Linked DNA regions of Homo sapiens: all the other regions are linked to region 2. A link is a loop called in an ENCODE intact Hi-C map of the cell type or tissue named here. Cell type or tissue: A673. All regions are shown on one strand.

Region 1 (5,000 bases), 990 kb before region 2:
TGGTAAATCTATTGGTTCAGCACATCAGTGCAGTATTAAGGAATCAATTGTTTCTCCAGAGTCAATTATTTTTAGAAAAATAAGGAAATGTGACCTATCACTGAAAGTCAGTATGTAGAATTAAACTTGGCCAGTTTTCTTCCTCGCTGGGGTCTTAATTTTTTCAACTGTAAGATAAATGAATCAGACTTGTCAGTATCTATGATCACTTCTAGCATTAAAGTTTTCTAGTTTTAAGATTCTAAATACCAACACTGTATGTTGAGGAATAGCAAAGTAGGAAAAGAACTGGGAATAAAACTATCACTGAATTATTAACTTTCCAACAATCAAAATTCTGTAATTTTGCCTTTAGTTGCCATAAACAACCACCTCACCTTCTGAATATCAACAATAATATGAATGAAGGAAAGGTTGTATACTAAGGTCACAGGTGGTATGGTTGAGATTAAAGCCAAGACTGAGAGTATAGTAATGAATTGAGAAATGAATCATACACTTTTGACCTAATATGTAATATGTCTTCCCAAATCGTCATTTTTATACATTCATTTTCAATGGAAAACAACAACTTGAATATCTTAGAGGTTTTTTCCCCCAAGAAAGACATCAGGCTGTAATCTCCCCCCACAAAATTTAATACAGTTCATAGCTCATACCCCTACCGGATAATCCCCAAAATGTCTTGTTCCTTTTTCAAATTAGACATCAGCATTCAGTATAACAATTAATCAATGCCAACAATGTTCCATATGCTTTATTAGCATTCATTCACCGAATCCTTCCATGAACACTAGGAAGTAGGTACTAATAAAAACAGAAACAATTTTGAAGTACAGAATCTCAGAGGTGGTTATCAGTAATTCTAGAATATCAGTCTGACATATGGGTCCCTCCACTTTTTTTCAGTGCACAACGTGAACACTGTGTGGCACAGTGTTTCAAGAATTAATGTTTGATTTATATCAAAGCATTATGTTTTTTACTTCATCTTAATAGTAATCACAAGAGTGACTTAAGCCTCCTACATGAAAGCAGAGATAGAAAAAAGATGACCTTGGAAGTTACATATTTTCTTTTCCTGTAAGTATGAAGACATGTCTATAAGTTATTAGAACCATAAAAAACCAAAAAACTAATAAGAATAAAATTGTGAAAGAATATTGAAACCTCCTTAATAAGCAGGTTCTTGTAGGATATTGAACAAGGTATGTATGTTGTAGCCCTGATGCTATATTTGTGTCATGCTGAGCAAGCTACTTAACATTTAGGTGCGTAAGGGTTTTTTTCCCTAAAGTGGGAGGATTTAGATCTCTAAATTCCTTACCAATCATAATTTTAGAGCAAATTATCTATAAAGTCAATTAATAATTTGCCTTGCTTCATGTATTACATAATAGTTGCTAATCAAAATGAATAGTATTATACTCACAGCTTTAACTAACTTATAGCTAAGATCAGGCTTGCTTTGTAAACATCTCTCTAAAAACTCAGAAGTCCATGAATACTAAGACTTTTTACTCCTCCTGTAATTTTTGACCTCTACTGGAAATCTCACCTGCTACCCCTGACCTCGAATATTGCAAGTATTAATACAGTTTCTGTATATAGTGTACTTAAGCCAAAAGTCAGAGGCATGAGAAAGGTAAAGGCCGGGACAAAGGTACTACAATTCAGCTACACACTTGTAATGCTTCCCATTAGTTCGTTAGTTATATTAGTTCCAGAAACTATTTTAACACGGTAGGCTGATACTGCAAGCAAAAACAAAAATCATGAGAACAATGAAATAGTAGGTCTTAGCGCTTAAGCATATCTACTAGTAGTAATACTTGACAAGCAGCCCACCTTCTTTGTGATCTGGAAATGATTTGATGATAAAGCCAAATTCTAGAAATATAACTGCTATCTTTTGGGAGATCAAAGGTCATGTGAGGGGGAGAGCTAAGGTCAAGAGCAAGCCCCTTAAGCCTACTCCAGAAATTTCACTAGAGGGTGCTCTTGGGCTTTCATGACTTCTCAGTTCTTCAATAAGAACCAAGTATTGCTTAGATAATATATTCTGCCTAGTATAACTTGGACTCCATCATGGATCCCATATCCAATACTTCAATATAGAATTAAAAGATATCTCCAGCAGACCCTGGGCCTGGTTTTTTATTTTCCTGTGTAATTTCCTTGTTTCTACTGATAGTACACTTGTGAGTTTCACAAATTTAAGACAGGTAAGAGATCTTAAGAGGTCTCCAAAAGTCTACATTCTATTAAACAACCACAGAAACTTCCTAATACATCAAAGTAAGATTAAATGGGGATTAACTGATAAATCTATTTTTGCAAATATATGTTTTACAAACATATTTTAATCTTATAATAGGTTCATAATTTATATACCTATTGGAAGAATTATTATTCCATAAGATCTGTAGAGAAAGTCTGATTGTCAAATAGAATAAATTTCAATTATTTATATATGTATTATTCATATGTCTCATGACATCAAATATTGAGCACCAAGTAAGTACTGAATAAATATTTCTTGACCCTTTATTGCACATACATATTTTTATAACACGTTCCAACAGGATGACATATAATTAAATTTTAATCTCTACACCATATGTTTGAAATTTTTTCTATAAATGCAGTTTCACCTTTCTGGAATTCACGTTTAATGACTTATTCTGTTTATTTCTAATGATAATCGCTTTTTATATACTTTCCATTTTTGCTACGTTTTTAAGAGAAAATGAAACATGGAAATTGTTTTGTTATGTGATTAACTTTTTAATGTTTCTATTTGTTTATTAGAAGATTAAGAAGGTTATTTATTTCTACATTAAAATATTGGCAATGGCATATATCAATGCATAGTGATTTTCTTAAGAATTGCAATGAGTGACTCAGTAAAATTCTTCTTCACTTTCAGGATGTAAAGAATTATGGCTACTAGCCATTATGCAGGGTGATGTTCTTATCACACATAATTGAAAACTCAATAGTTTTAGCATCTTTAGGGTTGACAGTAAAATTCTGAGGTTGACTATGGAATGCTAAGTCTTTGAAGGCACTTCCAATTTGGCTAAACTTACAGTTTCATTATTCCTTAATTGAATTAAGTTTAAGTTTCTCTTAAAATCAGCTTGAGGCTTTTGACAAATTAGAAATTTGGGTCCTGAATAGTAGCCCTTTACAATATATGAATCTGCATAAAGATGTGTTTTAAATGCCTATTTGATAAAAAGATAAGCCTGGTCACTTATGGATTCTAGCTCCTTTCAACATCCTGCATGGATTGCAACCAGTGTGAAAAATTGGGGATCTTTAAAGTGGTCTCAGATCTCTTATAAAGCAGTCACCTGGGCTCTTAAACTGTATGGTGCTTCTCAAAAAGGGCTCCTTAAGTATCCTATCTGATGTATGTTATTCCCCAATTCAACTTGCAAAGGACAGAGTCACCAGCATATATTCAAACTGTATTTCATCCAAGTGGGTTGTCAATAAGCTTAAATCACTCTATGAAGAACTGGCAAAATTCCCATGGATACTGTGAAAATAAAGGGAATCAATGAAGAGATATAATTATTTTAGTCTCAGATTTAATTAATTTGTGGGAGAGGTCATTTTCTCTCAAATATATTCAAGTTTCTTCAAACACAGGTCAATGTTTGCCAGCTGATAGGAAAAAAGAAAACATTTAGTCTGAGTTTCCCACGTTTATATTAATCTCTGTATCACAGCTAAATAAAATGTTTCATAAATCTTCATATAGGCAAAAGAGAGTTCAAGCTAAGGCAGAGTAACAAGTATTGCCAATAGAAAATAACCTCTTAAGTACTGTTTCTACTATTTCCTGTTCTAATTTTTCTATTGGAGAGAATGAAACAAAGTAATTTCACACCTGGTTTTATGAATCAGCTCACTAAAGATTCTAGGTAGAAGTTACACGGGAGATGCAAGTATAACTTCATTATTTTACAATTAGAACACTAAGACAAAGAAAGAATAAAAGTGGCGTGCTATCCCATGCCATGCAGTTAGCATATGGCAGGTCTTACTCAGAGTCCCCAGTTCCTAATCTAGTGTTCTTTCTACTGCAAAGGTTTCCAGTGCTGCTTGGTTTTTCATAAAGGATCTGTATATCATGTCAAAATTTCATGTTGACTTTCCTTGAAATTTCAGAGAAAAAGAAGGCAGTATAAGAAAAATTACTCTTCATTGTCTAACTCTTCAAGTCAGACAGCATTCCTATGTGCAATGATCCTCGATACAGTCTAGGTCAACTGATCTCTATGAGTTTTCATACTCATTAAAATGTATGCATCACAAAGTACAATTAATGTTCTCACTGACTTTAGGGACCTTGCATGTTTCATCCGTTCCCTAACCTATGCCATCCTGAATCCAAGAGGCACCCTGTATTTCTCTGAAAGTCAGCCCAGCATGAAAATACTGAAATAAGAGTGCAGGTGTACTCTTTGCTTTAAGAAGACACAATAAGCCAAATTCTGAACTTACCAAACAGACAAATTATGGGGTGATTATTCACATTTTAAAAGGATTCACCACAGGATGCTTTTAAATCATAAGCTGCTCTATTGCATTTTAAATAAGTTGATTTATAAAGCTTCCTTTACAAGGACTTTTCACTATCCAGGGTTCATGGTTCCTTATCCAAAGGCAATGAGAGCTTGGTGAGCATAAAGTCCTATTACCTGCTAAGCCAAGCTTCCTTTCCCAAATAAGAGAATAATTAGGACTGTAGTTCATTTTTGAAAAATTAATGAGTCTCTCACTCCTGAAAAATTTAATATACCCTGAGCACTTATTATGTGCCTGGCACAGTGCTAGGCATTTTAGATAATGATCTTATTTACTCCTCCTCACCACAACTCTAGGAGATTAGTACAATTATCCCAATCATGGATGAGGAAACTGGGACTCAGAGAAGTTAGAGTTAAGTAACTTGACTAAATTCTTGCAGCAAATAAGTGATCGTG
Region 2 (5,000 bases):
AAAACATGAGGAAACTGAGGCCCAGAGAGGTCATTTGCGAAGTGAGAGGCAAAGCTGAGACTGAAATTTAGGGCTCCCACTTCTCTAGACAGAACCTAGTCCATTATTCCACAATACCCCTTTGGCAGTTTTTATGAAAGCAATGCCTGTATGACTCAAGAGGTATCACTGGGATATTTAAATGATTCAATACTGGCTGGAAAGGTACGACTCTTGTGCAAAGTGCAACTTTCCTCTTTCTTGCATCAAGCCTCTTAGCTTATTATGGTAAGAATTTTTAAGAACCCCTTAAGGCCACAGAGCGATGCTCTTTCCTAAAAGAGGCCTCAATCCTCGATGAGGCCATCTTCAGTTAAAAAACACTAAGTTTATGGTACACAGGCTTCGTGGGAATGATTTCAAGCAATTGTTCAGAAATCCAGACAGGTAGGAAGCCTGGTGATTCTGCTGAAAGCTTTCTCTTCACCTCTCTTTGCGTCAGTTTCATCATCTCTAAAATGAGTTTACTTACATGCATCTTATAAATTTGTGCTATGAATTAGATCAATTAATCAACATACTATACTTACAATGGTGCCAGACACATAATAAATGCTCAATAAATGAAAGTTGTCAGTTTTGTGGTAAAATCCCTTCTAGACAGGATTATTAGTGCAATTTTAGTGGAGAGAGAAAAATACATCTTAACAAGTAAGTCATGGCATTGCAAGTCCAAAGAATTTATATATATATATAATAAATTATATATATATATAAGAAAGAAGGAAAGTTGTACTTTTATATATATATATATATATATATATATATATAACTGCAGCAACATGATGAACAAACAATGGGAGATTCTAGCACAAAAAAAGTGATTGGAGGCTGGGCGCGGCTCACACCTGTAATCCCAGCACTTTGGGAGGCTGAGGAAGGTGGATCACCTGAGGTCGGGAGTTTGAGGCCAGCCTGGCCAGCATGGTGAAACCCCATCTCTACTAAATTAGCCCAGCGTGGTGGCACGTGCCTGTAATCCCAGCTACTCGGGAAGCTGAGGCAGGAGAATCACTTGAACCCGGGAGGCGGAGGTTGCAGTGAGCCGAGATCAGGCCCTTGCACTCCAGCCTGGGCAACAGAGCGAGACTCCATCTCAAAAAAACAAAAGTGGCCCGGCTCAGTGGCTCACGCCTGTAATCCCAGCACTTTGGGAGGCCGAGGTGGGCAGATCACGAAGTCAGGAGTTCGACCAACACAGTGAAACCCCGTCTCTACTAAAAATACAACAAAATTAGCTGGGTGTGGTGGTACGTGTCTGTAATCTCAGCTACTTGGGAGGCGGAGGCAGGAGAATCGCTTGAACCTGGAGGGTGGAGATTGCAGTGAGATTGCACCACTGCTCTCCAGCCTGGCGACAGAGTGAGACTCTGTCCAAAAAAAAAAAAGTGACAGGAAAGCGGATTGATTAGGGCATATTTTGATCAGGGAAAGTCTAGCAATGTGCCTGCGTTAACCTGTCACTGGCATAGGTGTGGGTAAGAATCTACATGTTCTAATGGATTCTAATGGATCTCTTAGGAAACAGATGCTCCCCTATGAATCAACTAGAGAAAGTTGATTACAAGAAGCATATAAAAAATTCCCAAATATTCTACTCTGTGAAGCTAATATCAGAAAAATTCAGATATGAAATATACATTTGCTTGAAATATCTTTAAAAAGCAAAACAGGTTGCCAGTTAAATGTTAAGTACTCCTCCCTATGCCTGTAATAAATCAACTTCTTTGTGAAATCCTAAAGATCTTAACAGTTGGGATTCCATTTTTCTTTAGGAAAAGAGAATGGAATTCTTATTTTGGACTCTTATTTCCTACCCATCACCTTCTGTAGGAGCAGAACATTCTGAGCACATTTTTGAAAATGTGGTTATGTGTTGCCATCTTGTGGTAATACTAAGACATGCTCCTACGTGCTGTGCAGATGAATCACCTTTGTCCACGAGGTGGCAATAGTGGGAGAAATAAACACTTTTTTTTTTTTTTCCAGTGTCAGGCCAGGCATGAAATAGTACTCTTTAAGAGGGGATTTTCTGTTGTTATAGACAGAATTTTTTTTTGCATTTAACACCTAAACATTATTTTTACTTTTCTAGTGAAAATGCAATCTCATGTTCGTGAATCGAACTGCATTGCCAGGGATATAATTTTTGCAGAGATTTCCAGGGCACCGTGCTTAGAACACAACCTGGAACCTATGATTTTTATGCCTTTCAGGAAGACTTCTAACTAAATATTAATCTTGCTTCAGCAAATACACTTAACAAATAAGTATGGCAGTGAAGGTACAAGGTATAATAGAGAAAGGTAAATCGACTGAAGCAATGCAAAACACAACACTGGGAGATTCTAGTATAGAGAATGTACTAGGCTTTCTGGAGAACCTTACCATCACATGCTTAGATCTTAGCTCCTGATGAGGTGGTAGAAGGAGACAATGGGGAAATGATTTAATATTAGGAAAGGCAAGTGCCTCGAGACATTTATTTAAGCTAATCTGTCCTTGATTTTTGACTTTCAGATTCATTACACCCAGCCACATTAGCCTGCACCATTAAAAACATTGATTCAACCTCTCTTATTGGCATAGACAATACATCTGCCTTGTTCACTACTCTATCCTCAGCTTGGTATTTCTCTAGCACAGAAGAATGGTCCAGTAGATATGCTGAAGAAATACCTGAATGCATAAATAAATAAGAAAATGAGAGACTGAATGAATCAATTAATACCTCAAGTGTTACCCTAGATAAGATTCTAGAGAGGGGAGATTCTATTTTCTTTTTAGAACCACGGTGCCTGAACCTAAGGTGAGATTATTCTTGGGAATTCACAGTTATTTGAAGAGCCAATGGGGCCAGGAGGTCCTTGCCTTATTTCCCAAATCCTGGCAGGTAGAACATTTTCTGGAGGGCTGAGCTTTATTTTAAAACACCTTCCTGACTAATAAAAATGTGAACTTTAACAAATAAAAGCCCAAGTTTCTTTTGAAGATTTATTCTTCTTCTTACCCTTTACTATGATCTCTTGCTCTTATCTCTCACTACGTGATGTGATTTTTTTCTCTTTCTCTGTCTCTCTCTCTCCCCCTCCCTCCATCCACATCTCTGAAAAAATTCAAGTGAGTGTTGCAAAGATGAAAGATGCTCCATTGGAAACTCTACAGTTTATAGTTTGGGAACTCCCTCATTATCTTAGGAAATCTTCATATCTTTATGTGTGGAAAATTTTGGCATTTTGCTTTCTTTGAGTTATATCTGGGAGATGAAGTGAGGGTACAACACATTCATAAGGAAAAGAATTGACGTTTAGTGCTTTCAGTCTTGACTTTTGACAACTTTTCTCTAATCCTCTACTTATAAGAGTTCATTTGCATTCACATGTAGGTAACGTAGAGTTTGGGGAGTTTATATTGTTTGCACAGTTGTTCTAATTCTAGGGTATTTACTTGAAAACAAATGTCTTATTTTTCAACCTGCTGCAGCCATTTGAAAAAGAAAACATTATCTCTATGTGTGTGACATAAGTCTTTCTATAAGGCTAACCCTCTGATGTGCTGCAGGTTTTGAAAATGACATAAGAATAATTAATGGCACTTTTAAAATTCTGGGCCAGAGTTAGTAAGAGTGTGTGTTTGCAGAAGTGGGACAGGAAAAGGTCCAAATTCAGTAGGGATTTTATCCTCCAGTTCCTGAAAATTGCAGAAAGGGGCAGGGTTAAAATTATTAAGAAATGTAATAAAAGAAACAGAGGAGGAGATCATACCTGCTGCTGCTTCCTCACTGATGCCAAGGACCTGAGGCATAACATTTGTAAGATTCTGCCATGGAAATTTATGGGTTTTGCCCTCTGACTTCTGTTTATTTATTTATTGGCCAAATTTTTGAAAAATAAAACCTTTATAATTATAGTGGCTTAAAAGGGAGCAATTTTTATTAATTCAATTTTCAAGCCACACTTTGAAAGCTATTAACTTCTTTCTCACAGATTTCTTCACTCAGAGGCTTTAGGGATTAGCAGCTTGTACTTGTAAATATTATTTTTTTCTTTTGCCATAGAAAAGTATTTGCCTTGTGATTCATATTTGAATTATTAGAGCTTTTGATATTCTCCCATGTATGATATTCATGTTGTATAAACCTCAATGTCAAATATTTCTAGAATAATGTTTTCTGAGAATCAAAGTACTCATTCTGGGGCTAGTGAAGTAAGAAAAGAGTCAAAATAGAGAAATGGATTTGAATCTCAATCTTGAGATTCTTCCTATATTTTTTTCTTTTCTTTCTTTCTTCTTTCTCTCTTTCTTTCCTTCTTTTTTTTTTTTTTTTTGACAGAGTTTCGCTCTTTTTGCCCAGGCTGGAGTGCAATGGCCCGATCTCGGCCCACCACAACCTCCATCTCCCAAGTTCAAGCAATTATCCTGCCTCAGCCTCCCGAGTAGCTGGGATTACAGGCATATACCACCATGCTTAGCTAATTTTGTATTTTTAGTAGAGATGGAGTTTCTCCATGTTGGTCAGGCTGGTCTCAAACTCCCAACCTCAGGTGATCTGCCCGCCTTGGCCTCCCAAAGAGCTGGGATTACAGGTGTGAGCCACTGCCCCCGGCCTTCCTATTTTCTTAGTTAATAGGTGGACCATTGCCCTCATGACTAAGAGTATACATCAAACCAGCTGAGAAAACTAAGCAATCTTAGCATGTCATCAATATTTGAGAAAGGAAGTTGGCCTCCCTTAGCTAGATTTGGGCCAGCAAGGAATGCTACACTTTACTTTCAAATACCGCTAAAGGCTTTTCTTCTTTATAGTTGTCTGTGACTAGAAATGGACTTCAGTTTGGTGCTCTGTCAGAGTAAATAATGACATAGGCATGAGTAGACAGTACCAGAATACTGCAGCCCTAGACAGATGGTGTTAATTCCTTGTTGAATGAATGAATGAAACCAAACTAAAATAATGCTGG
Region 3 (5,000 bases), 1.5 Mb before region 2:
TCTTCAAATTCATGCTCAAATGTTCTCTTCCCTTGGGTCTTTCTAACAAATAAAAAAAAGTTGCTTCCAATGAGACCGCTGTTTTTCAAGAGTATCTCTGTTTGTTGGTAGGAGGGGAATGCAAGATTTTCTTTTTTTTTTTTTTTTTGAGACGGAGTCTTGTTCTGTCCCCTAGGCTGGAGTGCAGTGGCGCGATCTCCAGCTCACTGCAACCTCTGCCTCCTGGGTTCAAGTGATTCTCCTGCCTCAGCCTCCTGAGTAGCTGGGATTACAAGCGTGCTACCAAACTCGGCTAATTTTTTTTTTTTTTTGGTATTTTTAGTAGAGACGGTTTTCACTAAGTTGGTCAGGCTGGTCTCGAACTCCTTACCTTGTGATCTGCCCACCTTGGCCTCCCAAAGTGCTGGGATTACAGGCGTGAGCCACTGTGCCCGGCCAATTTCTCTATGGACTTGAGCCATGATAGATAAGTTCACTGAGGAGTAAAGACCTTCTATCCCAAAGCAACAGGGAAAAGCCAAGGAAAAAAGTAAATCTGTTTTGTTGGATGACTGGTTAAAATGGAAGCACTGAGATGATTTGTGTGGGCTAGGTTAAGAGAGTAGCTGAAATTCATCTGCGCACCTAGGGTATAGAACCAGGCACGGGAAATCATTAAAAAAAAGAATAGGACCTAAGTTCCTTTTTGGCTCATACTGAGATGAAGAATAAGTGCTGTCAGATAGAACTCAAAACCTTGGGAGGTTCTGGTAAATAAGTAAAGTAGAAGGCATACTTTATAATTATTTTAATCACAAGTAGGCATTTTATCTTTATGATATTCTTTATATAGTCTTTTGTATAATATTTATTATATTATTTACATATTGTCAAAAAAGACATTGAGCTATAGAAGTCTCCTATAGCTATAGCTAACATTCAAATTATCTGATTTCACTTCACTGATTTGGTTGGATTTGATTTTCTCTAAAATAAAATCTCTGTGCTAATCCAAAAGGTTGGCCATTTTGCTTTCCTGTGTGTGGATTACATTCATTTTTACTTCTCTTCTGCTGAATTTTCCGCAGTTCTGAAGTTATTGTGGTTTCTCTCCTCACCAATTCTTATCATCCCCATGAACCTTATTCAAACTTTTTCCTTTTCTGTGAAGCCTTCTGTGATTACTAGAGTTCACTTTTCTTGGTTTCCACTGGTTGGTGAGGTAATAAACTAAGACATTCATTTTTGGCTTGTTCTCACTGAATTAGAAAACTTTCTTAATGAGAAGGTATCTCCCCTTTCCTCCACCTGTAGGAATGAATGGCCAGGTTTTTGTATACTTTATAGGCTCCTTTGCCTCAGGGAGTTGTGGTTTCAGAGCCCATTAAGCCCTAAAGAATAAACCATAAAACAAAGAGTTTTCTTTCCTAATGTCTGTTCTCTAAAATGAATTATTAACCCAGAATGGGTAAGGAGAGTGAGGCTGATTGATGCTTTGGAGTTAGAGAATTGGATAGCATTACTGGAGAGAAAAACAATCCACTTTCCCTCAAATGCAGAAGGTAGCAAGGTCTCTACTTGCATACAGCTCCAGTTGGGGTAATTGCTTGGCACACTTCTGGAGGCTGGACATAAAAAGGCACCACTTTGAGAGGAACAGTGATCATCTGGGGGCTGGGCCAATGGTCAACAGCAAGGACCACTGTGGAGGGCATCTGTAAACCCAGCTAGTGCAGTAGTGCTGGCAGTCAGAAGGACGAGGCTCAATGGCATCTTTGTGGGGTGGTCAAGCAATGTCAATGTTGGAGACCATCATGGACTAAGGACTTAGATTTAATGAGTCTTGTACCAATCTAGGGATGAGAAGGGAGCCCCAAAACTTGTCTGTATTTCTTGCGAATTTGGTGACAGGGGCCTCAGGTTTAATTTTCTTTAGAAAAATACGGGAATTTTTTTGTACCTGAATGTTGAGGAGTGTTGGGGAAGTTCACCTGAACTTCCTATACATGTAGCACCTAAGTTAGTTCTTACCAATATATTATTGTTTCTTTTTTCATTTGTGTCTGTCTTATCTCTCTAAGACTCAAAGCCTCCCAAAGGCTAGTATCTTGTCTTGTTATAACCACAACTACAATGACAACTACAAATATGTAACTGGATCCCTCATTGTGCCCAGCATGTTTCTTTATAATGTGTGGGTTCTATGTGAGTGCTTGTTTGGTCAGCTCTTCGCTACACTTCACAAACAAGTGGGAACCTCAGGGCGCACATTTACTCTGAGATATGTCTATGTGATATGGTCCTGACAGGGCTTTTTTGCCCCTGAAGTTCTGTGTAATGCTCTTCTTCTTGTCCTTTATTTCCCTACCTACCCACAGTTCTATTTTCAATAGAATTTAAAGTCCAAGCAATTGTTTTATGTGTTCACTGAGTTGCCCACAAACTCTGCTCATTCATTTATGATTTCTGATACATGCCATGCTGTCTCTGTCTCCCTGATTCCATTTCCCCAGAGAGACAGCTCACTGGGTCCCCCTGTCAACAGAGGATTCAGTGGAACCCAAAGCTAAGCCATACTTTGTAATAAAAAATAAGAAGAGATGACCAATCTATGATGTGATAGAAAAATGATCAGGCCAAACTCCGATCACTTTTGCCTATGTTAGGGAAGCTAACCTGCTTGGTAACAGATGTTACAGAAATATCTATCAATCAGCATTGATAACAGGGTATTTATATGTACATTAACAGTAGTGTCAAGGATTGTTTAGAATATTTTCTCTTGGTGGCCACTGGGTGTCCTCATTTACAAAGTAAATATGCAATATTTAGTGAAGGTCACTGGAGAGAATAAAAGACACTAGTTTTCTCTTTGGCCCTTCACATACTGGGGATAAATTTATTGCTGAACTCACAAGCAGGTTATATATTAGTACAGTTTAAAAACCTTCAGGTCAAACTGTTAAAAGTTTATAACCAAGAGTAACTTATTCAGGGTCCAGACATGAATTTTAAAGGCTGTTTCCTCAACAGAGGGGACTGTGATCAGCTATTAGAATGATCCCTTATTCATTTGAAAATTGGCATGGGATTTTGACTATCTGCCGAGAGAGCCAGCAGAGAGGAGCAGAGAAGGTCTTAATTTATTCTTGAAAGAAAAGAGAACACCAAATATCTCTATGGGATATTTGTTAGATTCTGTTTTTATCTCACCTTTTCTGAAAACTAATTAAAAATAATAATGAGAAGATAAAATATGTCCTTTGCCTAGGAAACCTGAAATAATGTGAAAAACATTACAATGAGCTGGGTCAGTATACTGATTATCAATCATTTCACATTTGAAGACAAAGAATTAAACTATTCCTTTATGGACCTGTTATCCCACCTGTAAAACAAAGGTGTGTATGCTTCACAGGGATGTTGTAGGGACAAATAGAATATGAGGCACACAAGGTTCCTAGGAAGAGAAACTGTACATGAGATAGATTTAGGGCATTACTAGTATTCTAATTGAGGCTGAGTCACAGTTGTATATGACTTGTTCCTGCTGGAAGACAGTAGTCAAGGCCAGAGCTCACACAGCCAACAAATATGTTCTGATTTGCTGCTCTCAGACACTGAGTCTGACACACTGCTCAGCAATCACTTACTGCTCCCTAAAGTGGTATTTTGCATTTCTAGGATTGTCATTGTCTCTAAATTTATACTTATATACATCGCTGATGAGGTTCTTCCCTTGCAAAAAGAAATTTCAGCCTTCCTCCAATTCAAGATACAGGCCTACTATTGAATACATAACAGTACATGGCCTTCAAATGTCATGCCTAGCCAATTAGCTAATCCTTTCCCAAAATAAACTTCACTGTAATATTTTTTTTTTCACTAGCATACATCCCCAGCTTAATTACTATTCTCTGGCATGTTATTTCAGTACATAAATTATCAATATGATTTTGTGTCAAAACCAACAATTTGACCAGGCATGTTGGCTCACACCTGCAATCCCAGCACTTTGGGAGGCTGAGGTAGGTGGATCACTTGAGTTTAGGAGTTTGAGACCAGCCTAGCCAACATGGTGAAACCTCGTCTCTTCTAAAAATACAAAATTAGCTGGGCATGGTGGCGCATGCCTATAATTCGAGCTACTCAGGAGGCTAAGGCAGGAGAATAATTTGAACCCTGGAGGCGGAGGTTGCAGTGAGCTGAGATCATGCCACTGCACTCCAGCCTAGGCAACAGAGTGAGACTCTGTCTCAAACAAACAAACAAACATCCCCCAACAATTTATGCAAACAACATCAGGGAAGCTAGGAAGCTCTATGAGCTATTCTCTGCCGTTCAGATATGTTCGATTGTCTTACTAGCTGAGCTTAACAGCCTTTTCTGTTTTTAAAGGACCACCATGCATGCCTCTAGTACAGCAATCTCTAACACTTAATCAACAGTTACGTCTACAGCAATACACAATAGCCAGGTCACTTTCACCCTGAGATTATACTAAAGGCTCACAATATGCTCAGAGTGTATGGAAAAGTGTCTCATTTCTTCTAAAGATCCTTAAATTCCTTGCTTTTATAGTATTATCCAACTGATTAATTAGTAGATTCATTTTTCAACTACTGTAGCCCCAAAGATACATATCGGCAGAGCCCTCCTGATTGTATTTTACCCTTGGCCTTTTCTCCTTTTAGTTTCCTCAGTTTGCACCTGTAATTTCACTTTTAGAACTTCTCTAGGCTCGGTGGCTAAACACCACACAGCACAGGCTTTATCTGATGTGCCGGCGCCTGGTGTGGTCTAAGACACACTGGTGTTTTGTTCTTGAAGTACAGGATTGATGTTCTGAAACCTAGGCTCTAACACAAAGGAGATCATTAGCTCATTTTAAGTGTCTCTTTTCTTCCCTCCCAGCCTCCTCCTACCCACCCCAATACTTCCTTAGTCCTAAGCACTGGCAGCAGATGGCAACCATATTCCAAAGCTGAGTATACATAAAATAGTGCCATGGAGAACAGAGT
Region 4 (5,000 bases), 2.0 Mb before region 2:
CAGTCTTTTATCTTTTATCCTGTAAATTATTTTAAATTCTGTATGTTTTGTTAGATCAGTTTATGGACTTCAGTTTCAGTTTTTTTTGTTTGTTTTTGTTTTGCTGTTGTATGTTTCCTCCCCTTCTATCCAGGTTTGTTGGTTTCTCCCTCTCTTTTTGGAGGTTACTGGATATACTTCAGGTGGAGGAGGTCTTCTCTACCCTCTCATGTTTACAAATTTCTTTCTCTAGAGAGCCTCAAATCAGTATCATTGTGATTAGAGGCTTCCCCCATGGCAATGGTTATTTATAGGGTTTAAGAACCTCAAGTTTGGCCAGGTGCAGTGGCTCACGCCTGTAATCCTAGCACTTTGGGAGGCTTAGGTGGGCTGATCACGTGAGGTCAGGAGTTTGTGACCAGCCTGGCCAACATGGTGAAACTCCATCTCTACTAAAAATACAAAAATTAGCCGGGTGAGGTGGTGCACGCTTGTAATCCCAGCTACTCGGGAGACTGAGGCAGGAAAATCGCTTGAACCCGGGAGGTAGAGGTTGCAGTGAGCCGAGATCACGCCACTGCACTCGAGCCTAGGCGACAGAGTGAGACTCTGTTTCAAAAAAAAAACAAAACAAAAAGAACCTCAAGCTTAAGTGGAGCAGCAGCAGCAGAGATATTTAAGGATCCTGGTCCACCATAAGCTGTTTTTTTTTTTTTTTTTTTTTTTTTTGTTCTTGTTGTTTGTTTGAGACAGGGTTTTGCTTTGCCGGCCAGCCTGGAGTGCTGTAGCTTGATCATGGCTTACTACAGTCTTGACCTCCCAGGCTCAGGCAATCCTCCCACCTCAGCCTCCTGAACAACTGGGACAATAGGCGCATGCCACCATGCCAGGCAAATTTTTTGATATTTTTTGTAGAGACGGGGTCTCACTATGTTGCCCAGGCTGGTCTCAAACTCCTGGGCTCAAGAGGTCCTCCTGCCTCAGCCTCCCAAAGTGCTGGGATTATAGGCATGAGTCACTGTGCCTGGCCCATATGCTTTTATAATGGCTACTCCTCCTTACTCCCCTATTCCATATTTGCTTTTTTCTTTTTTTAACTGCCTGATGAGTGATCTTACTTGAGCAATTACCCGATGGGCCCATATTTTTTTGAGACAGAGTCTGGCTCTGTCACCCAGGCTGGCATGCAGTGGTGTGATCTCGGCTCACTGCAACCTCCTCCTCCTGGGTTCAAGCAATTCTTCTGCCTCAGCTTCCGAGTAGCTGGGACTACAGGCCACCATGCCTGGCTAATTTTTTGTATTTTTAGCAGAGACAGGGTTTCATTATATCGGCCAGGCTGGTCTTGAACTCCTGGCCTCAAGTGATCCCAAAGTGTTGGGATTACAGGCGTGAGCCACCTCGCACAGCTGGCACATCTTATTTGTTTGTTTAAACTCCATTGTTTGTATAAATCAGAGCTTATTTACTAATTTCTCTATTGATGGACGGTGAGGTTATTTCCACTTTCATAGTATTAACAAACATTCTTGACTCTATGTGTATATTAAATTGCTGCATTGCAGTATATGTCTATCTTCTTTCCTACTGGGCATTGCAAATTGTTCTCCAAAATAGTTGTACAAACGGACACTCCCATTAAATTGTATTTTTATTATTTATTGTTCCTCTAGCAGACTGTGCACTTCTGGAGATGGAGGACTTTGTTTTATTCATCTTTGCATCCCTAGTGCCAACCAAACTACCTAGCAAATAATAGTAGTTGGAAAATCTTTGTTGCATGTATAAATGTATGAACTTGGCTGGGTGAGGTGGCTCATGCCTATAATCCCAGCATTTCTGGAGGCTGAGGTAGGAGGATTGCTTTGGCCCAGGAGTTGAAGGCTGCAGTGAGCTATGATGGGGCCATTACACTCCAGTCTGGGTGAAAGAGTGAGACCCTGTCTCTAAAGAAAATAAAATAAGAATTTAAAAAAAATAAAAATAAATATATAACTAGATGAACTATTGAAGCAAAAACGTATTTATTACTGTCTTCTAAACATTTAAATATTGCCCTTTTAAAATTAATGTATATGTTGTGAACATTAACTTTTTTCTTTTTAAAATGGCCATTTCTCAATAAATAATTGACTTAGTTTGATATTTGTTTCCAGGTGATGAATGAAGGGGATTCAAGCCTTGCCACCGACTTACAGGAAGATGTAGAGGAAAATCCTAGTCCAACTGTGGAAGAGAATAATGTGGTAGTTAAAAAACAGGGGCCAAATTTACATAATTGGAGTGGTGACTGGAGCTTTTGGGTAATTTCTTTTTTTACGTCTTTATTTTAATCTTGAATACAAATTTTCTTTAAATCTGCAAGGAGTCATATAGTATTTGTAAAATTTCCTTCTTAGCTTCTAGATTTTAGATGTTTCAATTTTAGTCCAGAGTCCCAAAGACATTTCTGATTATTCTCTCCTTTGACCACTAGAATGCACTGTTGTCTGGTTCGATGAAATGGAATTAATCTGCTTCAGTTTCCTTGTGTGAAAACTACACCACAGAAGTGGATTCCACTTACACTGTAGCTCACTGTATTGTCAAGAGACTAATGTTATATAGAAACCATATTTCTGAATGTTACTGAGAAGCCAGCTATTTTATATAATTTTGATTTAAAAAATTCATTCCTGTACGTAAAGGAAGTTTAGCAGTGTTCAACCTATAGTGTATAATGACTATAAGATGGTTTTAAAGTTAGAAGCTACATATTCTGTTTCCATTGTGTTCATTCGGTTGTGTAATCTGGATGTGCTTCAGGTTTCCCCACTGGAAAATGAGACTACTGCTTGTTGATTAGGCACATTAAGATCTTAGAGTCTTTTTGGAAGAAAAACACTTCTGTATGTTACAAATGCTAACATTTATTATATTAAAGGACTCATTCTAAATCTAGCAATTCCTGTGAGAGTTATGAACCATTTGATAGAATCTGGTGTGATACAACTATAAGTGAAAATTATGTAGGATGGTAAGGCATGTATAGTTCCAATTAGTTCATTAGAAAGCTGATCTCTTGGCTGGGCACGATAGCTCACGCCTGTAATCCCAGCGTTTTGGGAGGCTGAGGTGGGCAGATTGCTTGAGCCCAGGAGTTTGAGACCAGCCTGGGTAACATGGCAAAACCCAGTCTCTACAAACAAACAAACAAACAAAAATTAGCCAGGCGTGGTGGCACATGCCTACAGGCTACATCCCAGCTACTCAGGAGGCTGAGGTGGGAGGATCACCTGAGCCTGGGAAGTTGAGGCTGCATTGAGCCATGATCGTGCCACTGCCCTCCAGCCTGGGTAACAGAGAGAGACCCTGTCTCAAAAAAATAAAAATAAAAATAAAAATAAATCTCATCTTTTGAGGATTAGGTATCCTTGGTAGCAGATTTTCTTGTAATTTTAGAGTAGGCTAAAAAAAGATTCATTAACAGGTTATAAAGATTAGTACAAGTACCATCATTCTGTTCATAATTAGCAGTTCAGTTCATTGGAATCTTAACAGTTATTGAATCTTAACGTGACTAAAACGTTTGATTTCCTATTAAGAAACGTGACATTATAAGTTTTTTTGAAATATTTTCTAAGGAAAATATTTAATTGCTAAGAAATATACAAAAATAACAATACATCCTAAAAATAATGTCATGTCTATTGACTATATTATTTTTGGTCATATTTAGAAAAGGTTTATGACAATATTGTAGTATTATGACCTTTCTGCACTAATTTTTTTTTTTTTGAGGCAGAGTTTCGCTCTTGTCACCCAGGCCAGAGTACAATGGTATGATCTCCAGTCATTGCAACCTCTGCCTCCTGGGTTCAAGTGCTTCTCCAGCCTCAGCCTCCCAAGTAGCTGGGATTACAAGCACCTGTCACCACACCCAGCTAATTTTGTATTTTTAGTAGAGACGGGGTTTCATCATGTTGGCCAGGCTGGTCTTGAACTCCCGACCTCAGGTGATCCGCCCGCCTCGGCCTCCCAAAGTGCTGGGATTACAGGCATGAGCCACTGTGCCCGTCCTCTGCACTGATTTTTTTTTCTAGCTTATGTTTTAGATTGGGGAACCTTCATACTCTTAGGGACTATCTACAGGGCTAAGTAGTTACTGTGGTTACTATTGACAGACTTAAAGCAAGAAAAATGGTAATGCAAGAAAAGGAAAAAGCAAAGGAAGGAGATAATTTAGAAATAGGAGAGAAAAAAAGAGGGATGTGTTCTAGATCCTTGCTACTAAAGGTGTAGTATGGGGGCCAGCAGATTTGGCATCATCTGCTGGCAATGCAGAATCTTGGGCCCAACCTCAGACTTACTGGATCACAATCTTCATTTTTCACAAGATTTTTAGGTGATTTACATTTAAATTAAAGTTTGAGAAGCACTGATTTAGAGTGTCAGAGGTTTACTTTGGCTCAGTTTGGGCCCCTAAGCTGATTGCAAACACTTCATTTTAAGGACATTGTATATGAATTCATATAGAATAGACCTAAAGAGAAGTACAGTATCTCATAAGTTTTACAGACTTTTCTACAGGTCAGTTACCCAGACACCAGAACTGTCAACAACTCAGAAGCAAACAAAAACAAAAAAAAGACCCCATATAGCTAAATCAGAGTTCATGCTGATATAGCTGGTAATAGGAGAGATCCTCAAATCTTCATTTGGTGTTTCTTTATTTTTTGCTATATTTTTTATAAGCTTAAATAAACTGAATAGGATATTGAAGGTAGGGAAATTAGTTGATAATAACACATAGAGATACCAGCAAGAAATGATAGCAGAAACTCAAAAAAAGTGAAGAAACCCAGACCTTTGTTTTTATATTTTTTAATTTTTTTACTGATATCTCTTATTCTCTTTCATCATTCAAGTTTGTTCAAAACATTACAAGAGACATGAAAGGAAAAATAATTGCATTTTTAAAACTCAGTCTGTCCAAAATATAACATATGAAACCATGCTATTATATCTTAGGAAATAACAAC
Region 5 (5,000 bases), 940 kb after region 2:
GCTAATATAATTATGTTGTCTTAATCTGCTAAATTTGTTATAGTGGCACTGGAAAAAATAATACACTTTCAAAGAAAGGGGTAATGCATTTTTTGTTTTTCCATACCATGTTCTAACCAACACAGAGTAATCTTGAAATGTCCAGAGGGCAGCTGGATATGAAAAACTGGAGCTTGTAAAAGAGAGCAAACCAAAGATACTGACTTTAACTCATGTGGACAAAAGTGATTGTTAACTCTACAGGAACGGATGTATTTACTACATACAACATTTGAGAAAAGCTAGAAGACTAGAAGCACATATGACTAAGTCTTCAGGAATGTCCAGAAGACAAAGGAGAAAGAGAAGAAATGGTCAAAGATTAAGATGAGAATAGGAAAGCATGTATTTTTGGCAACAAAAGTGGCAAAGCTTTGTAAAGAGGAGGTGGTCACACCAGATGGCTTCTATTGTTTCAGTGAAGTGGGAATCAAGATCAATTAAAAGTGCTTATTGGGACATGGAGAAGGAAGTTCTGCAGTAGCCTTTGCAGTGAGAGTCCTAGAGCATTTATTAGAGATAAAGTAAGGGTGCTCTTTGGAAGTGGGGCTAGAAGGATTTTACATGAGCCAGGGGTGTAATAGCATTTGTGTCTTCCTCCAGGATATAATATGAGTCAGGCCAGGAGAGTAGTACGTGACAGGTGATTTTGCTCCAAGCTTGGGTACTAGTACATTGCATACAGCAAAAAATCGATGAAGGAACAATAAACTAAACAATGGCTAGAACAAAGACTGTATTTTTGGAAAGTTCTTATTACAGCAAGGAGCATGCTGAATGCCTGGTTGAAGTTAGGAGAGTTAAATCAATTGAGACCCTAGCAAGAGGGGCAAAAAGGCTTTATGGTGCTAGGAAAATAGAAGAGGTGACAAAGAGCCTCTCTGACTGCAGTGCTCTTCAACATAGATCATCATATTCAGTCTCATCAACTTTAAAATAGAAACTACTTATGCTCATTTTCCAAATAATTTCTATTCCAGAGATAGAAATTCAAAAGTTTATATGACTTATCCAAGATCACACAGCAGGTCAGAAGCATAACTTGGGTTTAAAAGCTTTGCATCTTCCTCTAAGCTCTGCCGAGGTTAAATGTCTGGAAAGTGAAGTAGCAGAGACCAGAATCTCAGATTACAAAGCCGATGCCCTCCCTACCTCATTACGGCATTTTCCAAAACTACATTCTTAGTCACATTTAAGTTCTTTAATATGCATCTTTCTATCTATTGCTCATTTTATTCTCGTGGCAAACATGTGGATGTGAAAATTTTTATTCCTATTATATAGATAGGGAAAATGAGGTTTGGAGAATTGTTAAGTGATCTAACCCAAGTAACACAATTAGTTAGAGTTAGCACTCTTACACCAGCTTTAACCTTACCACCAGCATTTCTTTTCCCCAGTAACAACCAGACCTACATTCTTACCCTCTTTTGCCCTTAATTGTTCTACTGTCTCTTCCTCTCCTGGTTCATGCACTTAAAATCCCAGCGTCAATGTGTCTGTTTCCCACTTGGTTCCATGAGTTTTCCCACTTTGTAAGATAAATGTCACAGCCATCATTTGGTCTCCCAGCTGAGCCCAGAAGCCTTTGGATCCAGCTACTTCTTCCTTTTAGACAGAGTACACCTTCTTTAGAATGAGAAGTGGGATTTGGGTATGGTATGTCCTCCTCACACTGTTTTTCAAATCATATGGAACTGATGCAGTATAATGGGGATACTTTCAGAAGACTGGCAGCTTGTGTAAAAAAGCTGACTAAGTTAATCCGTGTGTGAAATGGAAGAATGCCTCGGGGAACATGACACAGTTTTTAAAAGAGGAGAAATAATAGATACTATAGAGGAGAAGGGAAAGAAAATGAAAGAGAGGAAAATGTGGAAGAGAGAAATAGAGAGAAAAATTTCTTAAAAATCAGAGGAAAAAATGGGGGCTTGCTATAAGGAAATAGATTTTATGAGAATAACTTTAAAAATAAATATAGATAATAATAATAATAAATACCTTTAAAGGCAGGCTAAAAAAATGCATTCTCTCTCCATTTCCCTCTCTCCCCCCTTCAGTTATCAGAGAATGTGTTAGGTAAAACGAATCTAAAAATAATAAACTAAGGTTTACTTTTTCTACATGACCTTGAAATACCTCTTTATTCCCAAGTTTCCATGGAAGGGGATGTAATTACATAAGTGTGAATATGTACTATTTCTTTTTATCTCTTTTCTTGATCTAGTCTACCCTGTCCTTCAAAAAGCTAATGAAATGAGAATAGGTAGGAGGCGACCCATTGAAGGTTAGTAGGTACCATCAGCCACTATATTAATGAGGCCAGGAGATGCCACAGCACAGCCTGGGGAGAAAATGCCTCAACAATGGCCAAGACAACACTGACCATTTCTAGCCTTTGAAAAATACAATGAATCAGAGGCAACATCTGACACTCCACTGGATTTCCGTGACTTCAGGAAATGAGCAAATAATATGCATTTTTCTTTGCATATAGGTAGTGAGCTTCTTTGAAATCAGAGCGATTCTTCCTCCAAAATACTCTTGAAGATAATTTGTTTTCCCGGATCTCTCAGGGCTCCCTTCAAAAACAGGATTTTGGACCTGCTGTGGCCGGACTCTCAATTGTGATATGTAGGCTCCCTCTACTGGACATATGGTTAGTTGCAGCCAGTGTGCGTTTTTAACGAACTTTGATTTCCTATATCCTTGTGACTTATGCATGATTATGGCTAATGAAGTGAGTACCAAGGATAATGCTTCACACACACACACACACACACACACACACACACACACACACACACACACACCATTCTTCTCTGAAAGTCTAGAATGCAGTTGTCTAGTATGAATAATTTAGCACCATTCTCTATTTTCGTTGTGCTTGCTCACTGTATATATGTAGGATTTTTTTTTCTTATTTCACTAACTAGAATAAAATTTATGGGTTGGGGATTCAGAATTTATTTATGCTTTTCATTAATTTCTTTTTAAATTTTGTGGGTACATTGTAGGTATGTATTTATGGGGTACATGAGGTGTTTTGATACAGGCATGCAATGTGAAATAAGCACATGATACTGACCCAAGTTTCAATGACAAGTCTCTACTTATTGGATTGAAGACATGTGTTTTCCACTTACTATTTGTATTACCTTGAGTCAGTTAATTTCTCAGAGCCTTGGATTCCTGATCTTGGGAAATAAAACAATAGGTACTCTAAGCTTGTTGTAAGAATTAAAAGATAAACCATATGTCAATGATACTCACATTTTTCTGGCACAGTAGAATATGATTCTCTAAGCAGTTACCAAACGCTAACTTCCTTTTCATTTGCTGACCTGTCTGTGTGGCCAGGTCAGTGGATTCAATTAGAAATATGTGACTCACATTAGCAAAAACAGTTAGACTTGAAATTATTTCAATTTTAATAAACTCTACCCAAATGAAAAAAGCATATATTTTCAGTATCCTCTCTAACTAGGCAATAGGCTAGGAGCACAGGCTGTAAAAAGGACTCAGATGTCATTGCTGGACTCTTCTCTCATTCTCTCCAGGAACACATGGAGAGGAGAAAATCTGTTTCTTGCTTCTGTATCAGTTTCTGCTCTATGGCATCCCTGGTATTTCTCATTGTAATTGCTCAATAGATGTTTATTAAAATAATCTTCAGTCATTTGTCTTGTTCTCCACCTTCTCCTATGTAAAGTGTAAAATGCATGTCCTTCCAATCCAGGACATCCTGCCATTAAACACATACTTATTTTTCTACTCCACATGTCTCTTTTCCCATTCCCTTCTCTCAACCTTTTGAATACACTTTAATGGTGCTGCCTTCTCACTTTTTACCTTGCATGCTGGGAGCTCCAGATGAGAGATGAAGCAAATATCTTGCTCCATTTGATCTATATACTGTATTGTCGATATTTCTCCCTTTTGAATTATCTTATTCCACAACAAAGACCATCATATACCAACATAGAGAAATAAATATGTGAGCTTAAGACTCACTCAAACCTAGAGAACACAGCTCATTCTCTTAACATGCCTTGAACAAACAGCACCAAATACAACTATAACCATGACAAAGAAACCAGAAGTCTCTGGATTAGTGTGGTGCCACCTGGACTCAGGAGTTTGCAATATTTGGAGGAATCAAATCATGTAATCAAAGTCTGATGCACATTTCATTCTTAACAACTTTATTTAAATTACAGCATAAACTTCCCCATAGAAATGTACTCTGTAGGCTGGTTGCGGTGGTTCACATCTGTAATCCCAGCACTTTGGGAGGTTGAGCAGGGGAGATCGCTTGAGCCCAGGAGTTCGAGACCAGCCTGGGCAACATAGCAAAACCTCATCTCTATCAAAAGAAAAAAAAAAACTTAGCCATGCATGGTTGTGCACACCTGTAGTCCCAGCCACTCACGAGGCTGAGGTGGGAGGATTGCTTGATCTTGGGAGGTTGAGACTGCAGTGAGTCTTGATCACACCACTGCACTCCAGCCTGGGCAACAGAGCAAGGTCCTGTCTCAAAAAAAAAAAAAAAAAAAAAAAAGGAAAAGAAAGGAAAGAAATACATTCTGTATTGATATGCTGTAAAAACAAAACAAGACAACAAAACTAAATGAAATGCAGATTCTGTCACACATCAAAATAGCTCTTTATCCTCAAAAGCCTTTATCAAATCAAATAGTTGTTTTTTTCCTCTTTAGAGCTTCCAACATGATAATCTAAGCCATGACTCTCCAAGAGAGTGTAAGGAATCTAATAGTCACTAATAAATCCTAGAGCCATTTTTTGTTTGTTTGTTTGTTTGTTTGAGATGGAGTTTCGTTCTTGTCGCCCAGGCTGAAGTGCAATGGTGCAATCTTGGCTCACTGAAACCTCTGCCTCCTGGGTTCAAGCAATTCTCCTGCCTCAGCCTCCCGAGTAGCTGGGCTTACAGGAGCCCCCAA

What was found. Peaks named below come from ENCODE experiments on the same cell type or tissue, not always from the same donor. Only the 100,000 strongest peaks of a DNase experiment are listed, where the experiment ranks them.
Region 1: it touches region 2 in a loop (13-fold over the local background); 19 of 110 quality-filtered maps call a loop at or near these places.
Region 3: a loop joins it to region 2, with 4 times the contacts of the local background. A loop is called at or near these places in 4 of 110 quality-filtered maps.
Region 4: a loop joins it to region 2, with 6 times the contacts of the local background. A loop is called at or near these places in 16 of 110 quality-filtered maps.
Region 5: it touches region 2 in a loop (14-fold over the local background); 17 of 110 quality-filtered maps call a loop at or near these places.

Annotation. Positions count from the first base shown.
Region 1 is chr3:114,825,724-114,830,723 of GRCh38, forward strand. The region is part of intron 4 of ZBTB20 (zinc finger and BTB domain containing 20); the gene reads right to left. Among named protein-coding and RNA genes, the nearest start is that of ZBTB20-AS3, 45 kb to the right of the region's middle. In A673, a CTCF peak has its summit at 1,967 (motif pointing right); a DNase peak (open chromatin) is centred at 1,998.
Region 2 is chr3:115,818,013-115,823,012 of GRCh38, forward strand. The region is part of intron 6 of LSAMP (limbic system associated membrane protein); the gene reads right to left. The region is part of intron 1 of LOC124906269 (a long non-coding RNA gene); the gene reads left to right. Among named protein-coding and RNA genes, the nearest start is that of SNORD155, 85 kb to the right of the region's middle. RefSeq lists an enhancer at 1,974-2,093. In A673, a CTCF peak has its summit at 1,959; a DNase peak (open chromatin) is centred at 1,959; H3K27ac peaks cover 1,179 bases.
Region 3 is chr3:114,360,214-114,365,213 of GRCh38, forward strand. The region is part of intron 10 of ZBTB20 (zinc finger and BTB domain containing 20); the gene reads right to left. The region is part of intron 4 of ZBTB20-AS1 (ZBTB20 antisense RNA 1); the gene reads left to right. Among named protein-coding and RNA genes, the nearest start is that of ZBTB20-AS1, 11 kb to the left of the region's middle. In A673, a CTCF peak has its summit at 2,751; a DNase peak (open chromatin) is centred at 2,798.
Region 4 is chr3:113,842,368-113,847,367 of GRCh38, forward strand. GRAMD1C (GRAM domain containing 1C) reads left to right here. Exons shown (of 18, transcript NM_017577.5): 2 at 2,136-2,282. Among named protein-coding and RNA genes, the nearest start is that of GRAMD1C, 6.1 kb to the left of the region's middle. In A673, a CTCF peak has its summit at 2,451; a DNase peak (open chromatin) is centred at 2,474.
Region 5 is chr3:116,755,711-116,760,710 of GRCh38, forward strand. No RefSeq gene overlaps it. Among named protein-coding and RNA genes, the nearest start is that of TUSC7, 48 kb to the left of the region's middle. In A673, a CTCF peak has its summit at 2,688 (motif pointing left); DNase peaks (open chromatin) are centred at 321 and 2,671.